Linked DNA regions of Homo sapiens: region 1 is linked to region 2. The links are chromatin loops, found by intact Hi-C in ENCODE. Cell type or tissue: PC-3. All regions are shown on one strand. Links, peaks and the distances in the headings refer to the core of each region. The heading gives the core; the rest is flanking DNA.

The links. A loop is a pair of places that touch in the nucleus more often than their neighbours do. Peaks named below come from ENCODE experiments on the same cell type or tissue, not always from the same donor. Only the 100,000 strongest peaks of a DNase experiment are listed, where the experiment ranks them.
Region 1: a loop joins it to region 2, with 14 times the contacts of the local background. A loop is called at or near these places in 91 of 110 quality-filtered maps.

What each region holds. Positions count from the first base shown.
Region 1 is chr19:3,716,542-3,723,201 of GRCh38, forward strand. The region is part of intron 1 of TJP3 (tight junction protein 3); the gene reads left to right. Among named protein-coding and RNA genes, the nearest start is that of TJP3, 11 kb to the left of the region's middle. In PC-3, for the core only: a CTCF peak has its summit at 2,702 (motif pointing left); a DNase peak (open chromatin) is centred at 5,080; H3K4me3 peaks cover 553 bases; H3K27ac peaks cover 331 bases.
Region 2 is chr19:3,663,045-3,669,704 of GRCh38, forward strand. PIP5K1C (phosphatidylinositol-4-phosphate 5-kinase type 1 gamma) reads right to left here. Exons shown (of 18, transcript NM_012398.3): 2 at 4,278-4,309; 3 at 1,778-1,870. Among named protein-coding and RNA genes, the nearest start is that of PIP5K1C, 34 kb to the right of the region's middle. RefSeq lists an enhancer at 2,223-3,053 and a silencer at 2,983-3,092. In PC-3, for the core only: CTCF peaks have their summits at 2,977 (motif pointing right) and 3,179; no DNase peak of the experiment used is centred there.

The DNA of each region.
Region 1 (6,660 bases), core at 630-5,629, 54 kb after region 2:
TGTGTGTAACTGGGGCTGCAGCCAAGCATATGCCAGTAAACATGGCCCGGGAGCCCCATTCACTGCTAGGACTTTAACCCACTTATTTCTTTATTTATTTTTGAGACAGCGTCTAGCTCTGTCACCCAGGCTGGAGTGCAAGGGCAAGATCATGGATCACTGCAGCCTCGACCTCCTGGGCTCAAATGATCCTCCCACTTCAGCGCCTAGAGGTGCCTGCTACCACACCCAGCTCATACATATATATATATATATATATATTTTTTTTTTTTTTTTGAAACAGAGTCTCAGTCTGTCGCCCAGGTTGGAGACAGTGGCACGATCTCGGCTCACTGCACCCTCTGCCTCCCAGGTTCAAGTGATTCTCCTGCCTCAGCCTCCCGAGTACCTGGGATTACAGGCGGGTGCCAACACGCCCAGGTGACTTTTTTTTTTTTTTTTGAGACGGAGTTTCGCTCTTGTTGCCCAGGCTGGAGTGCAATGGCCCGATTTCGGCTCACTGCAACCTCCGCCTCCCGGGCTCAAGCAATTCTCTTGCCTCAGCCTCTCTAGTAGCTGGGATTACAGGCATGTGCCACCACACCCAGCTAATTTTGTATTTTTAGTAGAGACGAGGTTTCTCCATGTTGGTCAGGCTGGTCTCGAACTCCCAACCTCAGGTGATCCGCCCGCCTCGACCTCCCAAAGTGCTGGGATTACAGGCACGAGCCACCACGCCTGGCCCATGACTGTTATATTTTTAGTACAGACAGAGTTTCACCATGTTGGCCAGGCTGGTCTCAAACTCCTGACCTCAAGTGATTCGGCCGCCTTGGCCATCCAAAGTGGGATTACAGGCGTGAGCCACTGTGCCCAGCCATAGCTTATATATATATATATATATATATAATTTTATTTTTTTTTGAAACATAGTGTTGTGCTGTCTGCCCTGTCACCCAGGCTGGAGTGCAGTGGCGTGATCTCAGCTCACTGCAACCGCCGCCTCCCAGGGTCAAGTGATTCTCTTGCCTCAGCCTCCTGAGTAGCTGGGATTACAGGCGCCTGCCACCATCCTTGGCTAATTTTTCGTATTTTTGTAGAGATGGGTTTTGCCCTGTGGGCCAGGCTGGCCTCCAACTCCTGACTCAAGTGATCCTCCTGCCTTGGCCTCCCAGAGTGCTGGGATGACAGGCATGAGCCACTGCACCCTGCCTAAGATATTTTTAAAAATTTTTGTGGATGTGGAGATGGGGGTCTCACTGTGTTGCCCAGGAATGAGAGTACAGTGGTGTGACCATGACTTACTGCAGCCTCCACCGCCTGGGCTCAAGCAATCCTCCCAGCTCAGCTTCCCAAGTAGCTGGGAGTACAGGCAAGTGCCACCAAGACTGGCTAATTAAAAAAAAAAAAAAAGGCCGGGCACGATGGCTCACGCCTATAATCCCAGCACTTAGGGAGGCCGAGGGGGGCGGATCACAAGGTCAGGAGTTTGAGACCATCCTGGCTAACACGGTGAAACCCCATCTCTACTAAAAGTACAAAAATCAGCCGGGCATGTGCCTGTAGTCCCAGCTACTCGGGAGGCTGAGGCAGGAGAATGGCGTGAACCCGGGAAGCAGAGCTTGCAGTGAGCTGAGATTGCGCCTGGGCAACAGGGCGAGACTCCAACTCAAAAAAAAAAAAAAAAAAAAAGTGTGTGTGTGTGTGTGTGTGTGTGTGTGTGTGTGTGTGTGTGTCTGTGTGTGTGTAGAGATGGAAGTCTCACTCTGTTACTCAGGCTGGTCTCTCCTGGCCTCAAGAGATCCTCCCGCCTCGGCCTTCCAAAGTGCTGGGACTACAAGCGTGAGCCACTGTTCCTGGCCAAGCCTCTTATTTTAAAGACGCTGAAGTCAGAAAGCCTGTAGGACAGGAATGCAGCATTTTCTTTTCTTGCGGTTTTTTTTTTTTGGGGTGGTGGGGGGCGGGGTGGACAGGGCCTCACTCTGTGGCCCAGGCTGGAGTGCAGTGGCGCAATCTTGGCTGACTGCAACCTCTGCCTCCCAGGTTTAAGTAATTCTCCTGCCTCAGCCTCCCTAGTAGCTGGGACTACAGACGTGCGCCACCACGCCCAGCTAATTTTTGTATTTTCAGTAGAGACAGGGTTTCACAATGTTGGCCAGGCTGGTCTCGAACTCCTGACCTCAGGTGATCTGCCCGAATGCAGGATTTTCTACCAGCTCCAGTCCCCTGCAGAACCCCTGTCCGATTTTGCCAGACCTAAGCAGAGACTGCTTTGAGCAATGGCAGCCACGAACCTTGACGTGTGCGGGCCGGTAGGGAATGATGTGTTTTTCTCACGACTCATTAAAACAAATACACGGCTATTTAAAGATCGCTGGACTGGCCGGGCGTGGTGGCTCACGCCTGTAATCCCAACACTTTCAGAGGCCGAGGTGGGTGGATCACCTGAGGTCAGGAGTTCGAGACCAGCCTGGCCAACATGGTGAAACCCCGTCTCTACTAAAAATACAAAAATTAGCCACGCGTGGTGGCCGGCGCCTGTAGTCCCAGCTACTCAGGAGGCTGAGGCATGAGAATGGTGTGAACCCCGCAGGCGGAGCTTGCAGTGAGCCGAGACTGCGCCCGGCACTCCAACCTGGGTGACAGAATGAGTGTCCGTCTTGGGGGGTGGTGGACATCGCTGGACCTTAATCATCTAAAATGATTTTTTGCGCCACCTGCTGGTGGCGGAGTGTCACACAGGGAAGGGCTGAGTTGCCTGTAGGTATACAGTAGGTGTTCAGTAAGCCTTAGTTTTGGTTAATGGTGTTTCTACATTGGCTCAGCATGGGGTCTTGGAAAGAGTTTGGGGCTCCAGGAACCCATGCTGTGCAACCTTCAGTGAGTCTGGGGCCCTTTCTGAACCTTCATCTATAAAATATGTGTGTGTGTGTGGCTGGGAGTAGTGGCTCATGCCCATAATCCTAACATTTTGGGTGGCCGAGGTGGGCTAATCACTTGAGGCCAGGAGTTCGAGACCAGCCTGGCCAACATGGGGAAACCCCATCTCTACTAAAAATACAAAAATTAGCCAGGCGTGGTGGCGGGTGCCTGTAGTCCCAGCTACTCGGGAGGCTGAGGCAGGAGAATGACGGGAACCCGGGAGGCGGAGCTTGCAGTGAGCCGAGATCGTGCCTGCAGTCCAGCTGGGCGACAGAGCGAGACTCCGTCTCAAAAAAAAAAAAAAAAAAAAAAGAAGGGAAGACATATAACCTTCATGCGATGTGAGAAGGTGCGTTGAAATGCCTTCTACAATTCTTGCTTCGGTCGGAAGTCACAAAGGGATTGAACTTCATTTTGGCTGCTCCCACTTCTGTGATGGCCGCAAAAGGGAAGAGAACTACATGCTCCTTTTTATTTATTTTGTATGGAGATTGGGTCTCGCTATATTGCCCAGCCTGGTCTCAAACTCCTGGCCTCAAGTGATCCTCCCACCTGACTCTTCAAAGTTCTGGAATTACAGGAGTGAGCCATTGTGCCTGGCCTCTACGCCCCTTTTAATCCTCCTGACAACCCTGTGATGTAGGGGCTATTATTTTCCCCAATTACAGATGTGGAAACTGAGGAACAGAGAGGGGCAGTAAGTTGTCTGAGGTCACACAGCAAATAGGTGAGAGCTGGTTTTAGAACTCTCCTAGCTCTGAAGTTCCAAGTGGGTCCCCACAAGAGGCTTTGGCAATGCTTTATTCGGGCCCTTGGAGACCCTTGAGGGGCTGACTGTAGCTGACTTGGGTCTCTGGACTAGTGTTTTGGGTACAATTGCAGTGGAGGAGGTGAGATGTCATCTTCGGGGACCCTCTAAGACTTTGATATTGTTGGCCTTGTTTACTAAGCAAACTCTTAACCAACCTTCAAATCCCCAGCTACGATGCCCCCTCCTCCAGGCAGCCTTTCTTTTACCGCTAGAGTTTTCTCTATGCTCTTCACCCCTAGCCACAACCTGGGACTCCTGTCCCTGCCCAGCCCTGACTGGATAAGGCTGGGAAGGGGTGTTTATGTGTAGCTTTGCCCTTTTACCCTTTTAACCTTGGGGTGGGGCCCAGGCACAGCTGGGCGCAGGTTTTTTTTTTTATAGTAAGGAATGTGGGGGTGCAGCCACGACCAGCCCCGCCCACCCAGGTGACTTGAAGGTTTCCTACCCTGGTCCAGTCCCTCCTAGGTCTAACCTTAGGAATCCCGGAATCCCAGGCCCCTGAGCGGGAGGCTGGGCTGGGCTGGGTGAGAAGAAGGAAACGACCTTTACTCCCTCCCAGAGCCTGAAGAATTTCCTCCTGCCTTGCACTCTGCCCCTTTCTTTTCCTTCGTTCCTTCCTTCCTTCCCTTCTTTCCTTCCTTCCTTTTCTTTTTTTTTTTTTTTTTTTGAGACAGGGTCTCACTCTACTCTGTCGCCCAGACTGGAGTGCAGTGGCGTGATATCAGCTCACCGCAACCTCCGCCTCCCGGGTTCAACCGATTCTCCTTCCTCAGCCTCCCGAGTAGCTGAAGCATGCGCCACCACGCCCGGCTAATTTTTGTACTTTTAGTAGAGACAGACGTTTCACCATGTTGGTCAGGCTGGTCTCGAACTGCTGACCTCGTGATCCGCTCGCCTCGGCCTCCCAAAATTTGGGGATTACAGGCATGAGCCACCGCGCCCGGCCCTGCCCTGCCCCCTTTCTTTTCTGGATGCTGGGTGTGAAGACAGAGCCCGCAGGCCAAGACCGCAGGAAAAAGGCACGCAGCCGCTGTTGTATCTTCAGAGTCCACGCCTCTGGCCTCTGGGGCCTCCGGTTCCCCTCTGTGGAATGGGGCAAACCTTCCAGAGATAAGGTGACCCAGGGACCAGCGCTATGCTAAGGAGGTCTCTGGCCTTCGACAAGCTTCTAATCCAAGAGGCCTCCCAGATGCACCTCAAAATGTGCCCATTTCGCGGACGGAAACACCTTCCAAATAGTAGGCTCCGTTCCAAGCGCGGGGGTTATTCCTGCCGGGTCTTGCTGGCAGCCTTGTCGGGCCGGGCTCTGGCCGCGGCCGCCGGCCCCCTCTCGGCTGCGTGGATAACCCGGCCTGGAGTTTCCGCCTCAGGACCTGGCTCCTGTGATGGGAGGTGGGGAGAGAAACCTCCGCCGCGTCCAGGGGGCGTGTCTGGGCAGGGGCGGGGCTGACCCGAGACCTGGAGGAGGAAGAGGGGCAGGTGCAGCCGGGAGCTGCGGAGCTGGAGGGAGGAGGACGAGAGCCCGGCCCTCAGCCCGCTGTGACTCTCCTCAGCCCCCTCCCCCAGCCCGGGGTGGGGGCCGATTGACTGTTTCCAGGACCCCCTCGGGTAGGGGGGCTGGAGAGCCCCCAGGTGGACCATGGCGGTGAGATTCCAGGCGAGTAACCCTCCAAGGGTGGCAGGGGGAGGGGCTCGGGCTGAGGTGGGGTGGGGGGAAAGCAGGGTTTGGGAGTCGGACCCAGGACCCCAGAACGCCTACCTACATAACAGGCAGGGAAACTGAGTCCCAGAGGGATGAAGTGGCTAGCTGGAGGTTGCACTTCGAGATGCGTCCGCGCGTCCGCGCCCCCCTCCCTGCCTCCAAAGACCATCTCTTCTGGAGCCTCCTCTGCCCCAGGACCGGCCTCCTTTAATACCGCAGGGCTGGGTTCAAATCCCGAATTTTCTGTCCACTATGCTGTGTGTAACGTGGGGCCAGTGAGTGAACCCTCTCCTTCCCTCATCCGAAAAATGGGTGATCGGCATTTTAAACAGAGAGAAAAATGTGTTTTAAGAGCTTGGCGCATCGTAGGTGGGCAGAAAAGATGTTCATCCCCCTTTGCTGGGGGCGTGCAGCCGGCTGAGCTTGGGCGCCCGCGGTGGCACGGTGGGCAGTGACTTCATTTGGGGGCTGGGGTGGCTTTGGTGAACATTCACCTCCTACAAGGCTGCACGAGGGAGCACCAGCATTTATTGGGTGCCTACTGTGTACAAAGCTATTAACAGGCATTACCAGGCAGAGGCAGGGGTGGGGTGAGCAAGCCGGCTGGGGTGCGCCGTGGCGGGGGCGGGGCGGGGGGCGATCCTTGTCTCCGGAGGGATTTCACCCTCCAGGCATGGAGCCTGGGCTGGTTTCTTCAGACCCACCAGCCAGGGTAGACTGGGACTGCAGCGGTATGCGGCCAGACCCAGGCCACTCCGCCCCAAGCTTCAGGACCCGGCACTTCTGGTTCCCGCTGACTTCTTCCTTGCCTCCAGGCACAGCTCTCAGAATCCCCTCCCCAATCGGTGTATTTGTTCGCTGAAACCGCCCTCTCTGCCATTGTTCCTGGAGATGGGGTGGCGGGGGGGGGGGGCACAGGGGACGGCGGCCCGGGAGCCCCGTACCCGGGGGCGGTGTGACTTGGTACCGGCCCCGTCCCCTCTGGGCGGGCCTCTTGTTCGGTGTTTGTGTCCAGCCCTGGGCGGGGGGCGGGGACAAAGACCCAAGCCCCACCCTCTCAGAGTTCACCTGGACAGGGGCAGGGCTGGGAACTCAGGACACACCTGTTGAGCACCTGGCCACAGTGTGTTTTACTCAACCATTCACTCATTCCTCAAACTCTTCCCTAAGGGGGCCTGGTCCTATGGGGTCCCAGGGGCCCATCCCTGCCCATCGGGAGCGCTCAGACTGAGGGGGAAGGTGTAAG
Region 2 (6,660 bases), core at 557-5,556:
TAGTACAGACAAGGTTGCGCCATGTTGCCCAGGCTGGTCTCCAACTCCTGACCTCTGGTGATCCTCCCGCCTCGGCCTCCCAAAGTGCTAGGATTCCAGGAGTGAGCCTCCGCGCCCGGCCGGCTGCTGTTATTTTTGCCATTGGCATCGTTTGCATTATTCTCACTGTGTGCTCTCGCGCCATGTTCACTTTAGCCCTGGGAAGCCGGCTCATACCTCCGCTCTCTAATTCCGGTCTCCAGTGCTCCTGTCGCAGGTGCGAGGTGGCAGGGAGGGAGGTCGGGAGTTGGGAGTTGGTTTCTGCCACTGCCCAGTTTCGGCCTGTCTCCCTCCTAAGCCACACTCTGGGTGGTGGGGGGTCTGGCCTGTATGTTCACCTCCCCGAGATGCCACGGACAGAACAGACATGTGCCCAAAGATAACATACAAACGGCCCTGAAGCCCGCAAAGACGCTCCATGCCACTGGGCACCAAGGGAAAGCACATCAAACCACAGGGGGGCCACGCACCTGGAATCCCGGCCAGTCGGGAGGCCGGGGTGGGAGGATCCCCTGAGCCTGGGAGTTCAAGACCAGCCTGGGCAACATGGTGAAACCCCTGTCTCTACCAAAACAAACAAAAAGACACCTCGAAGAGACACCACCTCACACCCATGAGGACGCCAGAATCAGAGACAACAATCACGAGTGCTGGTGAGGACACGGGGACGCTGGGCCTCATTCACTGTTGCTGGGTGTGAAAACGGTACCGCTGCTATGGAGAACAGTTTGCGAGTTTCTCAAAAGATGACACCGAGTTACACGTGACTTGGCAATTCCACTCCTGGGTGTCTGCCCGAGACAAACGAACACATGTATCCACACAGACTCACACACACGTGTCCTCAGCAGCACAATTCACAATGGCCAGGAGTGTGAAGCACCCGAGCGTCCATGACGCAGCAAAGGACAAGTGCAGCACGGGCGCCCCACGCACCAGAACACGACTCAGCCATGAACAGGAGCAAGGCTCTGACACGGGCCCCAGTGCGAATGAACCCTGAGGACGCTACACTCAGTGAGAGACGCCAGACACAGAAAGCCACACAGTGTGTGATTCCACTTCTATGACACGTCCAGGACAGGCTGATCCACAGACGCAGGAAAGGGATGTGGGTGCCAGGGCTGGGAGTCGGGATGGGGGTGACTGCTAACAGGGACAGAGTTGCTATTTGAGCTGATGCAATGTTCTGGAATTAGAGGTGACGGCTGCACAACTCTGCATATGTACTAAAAGTCATTTACTGCACACTTTAAAGGCTGAATTGTACAGTATATGAATCACATCTCAGTAAAACGGTTACTTTTGAAAAAACAGGCCCTAGGTGGGGGTGGGAACAGAGTGGGGGTCAGGCTTCCTACCAACACGGTGTGAGCCAGGCCAGCCTCAGAGTGTCCCATCCACTGCCCGAGGTGGTGGTGGGGTCCATAACCCCTCTCCCTCACCAGGGCCGAGAGCCCAGGCTCTGCCCGAGGTTTCAGGGACTCAGAGCCGGGCAGGCGTTGCAGCCAGGCTGAGCCACAGAACATGCTGCCCGGCCGCCCGGCAAGGACAGCAAACAGTGGGGCCTCATGCAGGACTGAGGACTCCAGCCTCTGCCTCCACACAGCCCACACCTGTCCCTGGGCAGACCCTGGTTTGTGTCGGGGGCGATAGGCCCCATCCATGCTACCAGTGGGATCCCCCTCCCCTCTGCTCTGTCCCGCTCCCTCCAGCCAGCTAAGGGGAGCCGAGGAACCTTCTTGTAGGTGGTTTCGCCGGATGCGTCCACACCTCGATGGCCCAACTTCTTCCCATGGCCAGGGCCCGGCTGTGCCGTCATGGACAGAACCTGGGAAGAGGAAGCAGGAAGCGTTAACTCCCTAAGGAGCACGCCCACCGGGACAGGGCACGCTCTGAAACCCTGGGAAGAAAGGTTTAGTCGTTGGGCCCAGCAGGGGTGCACAGGGCAGGGGGCAGGTCCAGGCGACTCCGGGGTGCAGCAGGAGGCCCCTCACCCGTGGGCGCCTGGCGGGCTGGCTGGGGCCCCTCAGTGTCCCACACTGGACACCCAGAAGCGCTCACTCCAAGGTGGAGACCTCTGCCTCCTCAGGAAGGGCAAGAGGATTGGGCAGCTCCAGCCCTCTAATTCCAGGGTCTCCCCCAGGTGCTGTGGACACTGGGGCTGGACCGTTCTTTGGGGTGGGGCCACCCTGGGCACAGCAGGGTGCTGAGCAGCATTCCTGGCCTCCACCCACTCCATGCCAGGAGCACCTCCCAGTTGTGGCAACCACAGATGTCCCCACACAACTCTGCAAATGTACTAAAAGTCACTCACTGCACACTTCAGAGAGTACAGTATGCAAATCACATCTCAGTAAAGTGGGTATTTTTTAAAAAAACAGGACTGAGGTGGGGGTGGGAACAGAGCGGGGGTCAGGCTTCCTGCCAACACGGTGTGAGCCAGGCCAGCCTCAGAGCATCTCACCCACCGCCTGAGGTGGTGGTGGGAGTCGTAACTCCTCTCCCTCACCAGGGCCCCTAACTGTGAGACCGCTGGGATGGAAGGATTGAAAAGACCACCTTGTCCCTGAGGGAGATGGTCTCACTGGCCAGGGTCAGGCCCGGCTCCTGCAAGCTGTCGGGCAGCGCGGGTGTCCCAGCAGATGGGACCGCCGACCCCAGGGGGCCTCAGCTTGTTGCCCTCGAGGGAGGATGTGAGGAGGGGCCTTGGGAGCCTGAAGGGACACAGAGGCCAACCAAGGAGAACAGCCCCGCCTGGCACCGTCATTTAAGGAGCGCCACTGCGTTTGCTAGGAGACCCCATGGACCCTCCACTGGCCAGACCCCATCCCACCGCTATCAGCCCCAGGGACACGCCTGCAGCCCTGACCCCTGCCCCTGCCCTCCCTCCACAGCCGACGCTGCTCAGCCATGTTCCCTGCATTCTCCCAGGTGGCCGCCAGGGGGCAGGCTCTCCCCAGGAATTCACCCCGCCACCCGGGCCACCCTCCACCCGCGCCACCCTCCACACTGCCCCCACGCCGGGGGACTCTGAGGAAGGATCCCAGGGTCCCAGGCCTGGTGGACAAAGCCCTCCAAGCTCTGGCTACGGACGCAGGGCCAAGGGTGGCCCAGGTGGGACAGGTGCCTTGGGGACTGCTCCTGTGAATGGGGCTCATGGACAGGTGCCCTGAGGACTGCATGCGGGAAGACGGGAGATGCAGCAGCTCGGGTGCCCTCAGAGGACGGCCCACCCCACTGCGCCCACTGGGGCTGGGAAGAAGGCCACTCGGCGCCACGGGGCTGGCAGAAGCTGCAAAGGCAGGGCCAACGTGCAGAGAAAGCTCTCGGGAGGAGACGGGCAGCAATGACAGGACCCATGTACATGCAGATGTGCACACACACAGACAAATATGCACACAGGCAAACACACGTGCAGACGTGCACACAGGCAAACGTGTACATACGCACGCAGGCAAACAGGCACACAGGCAAACACACATGCACTCAGGCAAACATGAACACAGGCAAACACGTGCACACACGCACGTAGGCAAATGAACACAGGCAAACACGTGCACACATGCACGCAAACATGCACACACACAAACGTGCACACACACAGGCAAACATCCACACAAGCAAAAATAGATGCACACACGCACGCAGGCAAACATGCACACACACAAACGTGCACACACGCACGCAGGCAAACATGCACACACACAAACGTGCACACACGCACGCAGGCAAACATGCACACATAGGCTGCACACAGCCTCACTGTGCACTACGCCTGTGTGGCTCACAGACACTGAGGGCGTGGGTGCAGCTGGTAGCCTCGGGCATCGCCCTCTGGGCAGCGTCTAACCCTCCAGCCAGGTCTTCCATTCCTGCCCCCAGTCCCCCGGCGAGAGCTGCTCTCTCCCCACCGCCCACCCCCCAGAATCCAGGCTCCACGTGGCCTGGAACCCAGAGAAGCCCTTCCTGCCCCTGCAGCCCTGACCAGGCACCCCTGCCACTGAGGGTGTGGCCCCTCAGATGCAGGGCCCCCTCCTCCATCACGGAATTTCACCCCGACCTCTCAAGACGCAGTTGGTGTAGACCTCACGTTCATCCTGCTTGTGGACACTGGACGGCATTTGGGGCCCAGAGAGGTGTAGTGAGCTGCCCCAGGCCACACAGCTTCTCCGCGAGTAGGGAGGCAGCAGGTCAGGGTGGGGACCCCAGGCCCTTCGTCCGCTCCAGACACTCACCTCTGTTGGGGCCGCCTTCTTCTGAGCCAAACCTGCAGAAGAGACAAGCTGGGTATCAGACAGGAAACCGGTGACCTCTGGGAGTCCTGGGCCCAGCCCCCGGCCCACCTTCTGGCGCCCCAGGCCTGGCGTGTGTAACTCCGCGTGGGGCTGGTCTCAAGGCTACACACAAGTGAAGACATGGACTGAGTGCGCTGGGAGGATGTGATGAGGGTGGGGGCCACTGGGGCCTGCCATGGTCACCCTGGTTGGCAGCCACTGGGGCCTAGAGCAGGGGAGAGGCTTTGCAGCCTCAGGGAGATGGGCAGCTGGTGACGCCTAGGCTTGGCACCCACCACGGAGGGCCTGGGGCTTGGACCTGCCTGGAGGAGGGGAGGGGAAATAGGGAGCAAACCTCCCCCGGCTCTGACCCCCTTCACACCCAGACATGAGGTTCTGGGCAGTCAACAACTGAGCAGGTCTGAACTGACCAAGCCCCGCTTCCTCGGAGGCAGGCGCCAGGAGAGGCTCGGGCATGGGGAAATCAGGTGCCAGCGTGGGGAGTGAGGGGGGGCAGGCCCCCGCTGGGGCGAGGGCAGGCTGGAGTTGCAGGGAGCGCCCAGCACCTGGGCAGCTGCGGTCAGTGGGAACTGGCCAGGGGTCCCCAGGGCTGCCGCCCTCCCTGCCCCTCTCCAGAGTGAGGTTTGTGGAAGGGTAAGAGAGGCTGCGAGGGGACCCCCAGCCCTGCCCTGGCTCCTGGGCCCGCAGCCTCCGGTCAGCGCAGCAGGGCCTGGGCCGCAGCTCCAGAGAGGACAACAGAGGCCTGCAGGATTGAGCCAACGAGCCCAGGCCTGGGCTGAGCCGGGAGCACCTTCCTCCATGCAAGGAGGCTGGGACGAGGGGAGCAGGCGAGACTCAGCTCCTAGGACCCAGGACCACATCCCCAGCCCTGGCTCCCAGCAGCAGGGCCCTGGGGTCCTCATCTGGAGAACGGGAACAGACTCTACAGCTGTGATTACAGGCCCTGAGACCGACGGGAGATGATCCTGGGGGACCTGGGAGCCCGATGTCCTCACAGGGTCCTCACGAGCGGGGGCGAGAGGGTGAGTCAGACAGAGACTGGAAGAGGCTGCGCTGTGGCTGTGAAGAGGGAGGAAGGGACCTGAGCCGACAGATGCGGGCGCCTCTAGATGCTGGGAAAAGGGGGAAACGGATTCTCCTCTGCAGCTTGTGCTGGGCCCAGCCCTGCCCACAGCTTGACTTTAGCCTGGTGAGGCCCCGTTCTGGGGCTGGACTCCTGGCCTCGGAGCCCTGAGGTGGGAAGCGATGTCAGCGACTGCAGGGATCGCACGTGCTGGCGTCCACCATGCAGGCCTGGGGAAGACCTGGTCTCGCCCTCAAGGGGCTCACGGTCAACAGGGGTGGGCGCAGGGCTGGGTGTTTGATGTGGGGTGACAGGCGGGGTGCGGATCAGCAAGGGGGGGCTTCCCTGGGCTGGTCCTGTCTGAGCTCAGTGCCGAACAAGGATGCCGTGGGAGCCGGAGGGAGTTCCAGGCGGAGGGAACGGCAGCACAAAGGTCACAAGGTGGCTGAGGCAGCCACGCTGCACGGATAACAGCAGCGTCCTCCAGGCTCATGCAGAGGCGGGTACCGAAGGGGAGTGCCTCCCTGTTGGATTCCGATGCTGGCACCACCCAGGGCCCAGGGGCATGGAGACAAATGCTTCTTTTCAATCACAGGGGCTGTGGGTCAGGGCTGACTCCACCCCAGCTCTGCCAGCATCTTCTCACTCCATTCCCCCTTCCTAGAGGAAGAGGCTGAGGGTTGGGGAAGGGAGGGCTGGCTGAGGTCTGGCAGCTGGGGGTGCTGGGGCAGGCCCTCAAAGGGGATTATTATGAGCCCGTGGAGACACTCAGGCTGCGCCGGAGTGTGTGCAGGAGGGTGCGGCAGGTGCCCTGCTCCGTAGGGCTCGGCCCTCTGGCTGCCTCCCTGCTCTGGGCTGGGCAGCAGTGCGTTGGAACTGGTCTGGCCCTGGCTTCCAGGCCGGCTGAGGTGAGCAGGGGAGGCCAGGACATGTGAGGGGCCAACTGGGCGAGGTTCAGGGAGGTGCAGACAGGTGAGGAGGTGGGTGCGGAGTCCGCGGTGCAGACGGGGGCCGTCAGGGGTGGGGACCCGGCTGGGTGTGGACTCGGGAGAGGGGACAGAGGAGAATTTCCCCGAGAGACAAAAAGTCTTTCTGGACCAAGGCCTTACAAAGCCAGCAAAGAGTGCAGAGAAGGCGGGAGCCCTTCTGTTTTATGACGCGGAAAGAGATGCTCAGAGGGAGGGGTGAACCCACCCGAGGTCACACAGAAGGAGAAGGAAAGTCAAACCTGGGCCTGGGTCGGCGATGCCCCACCCTATC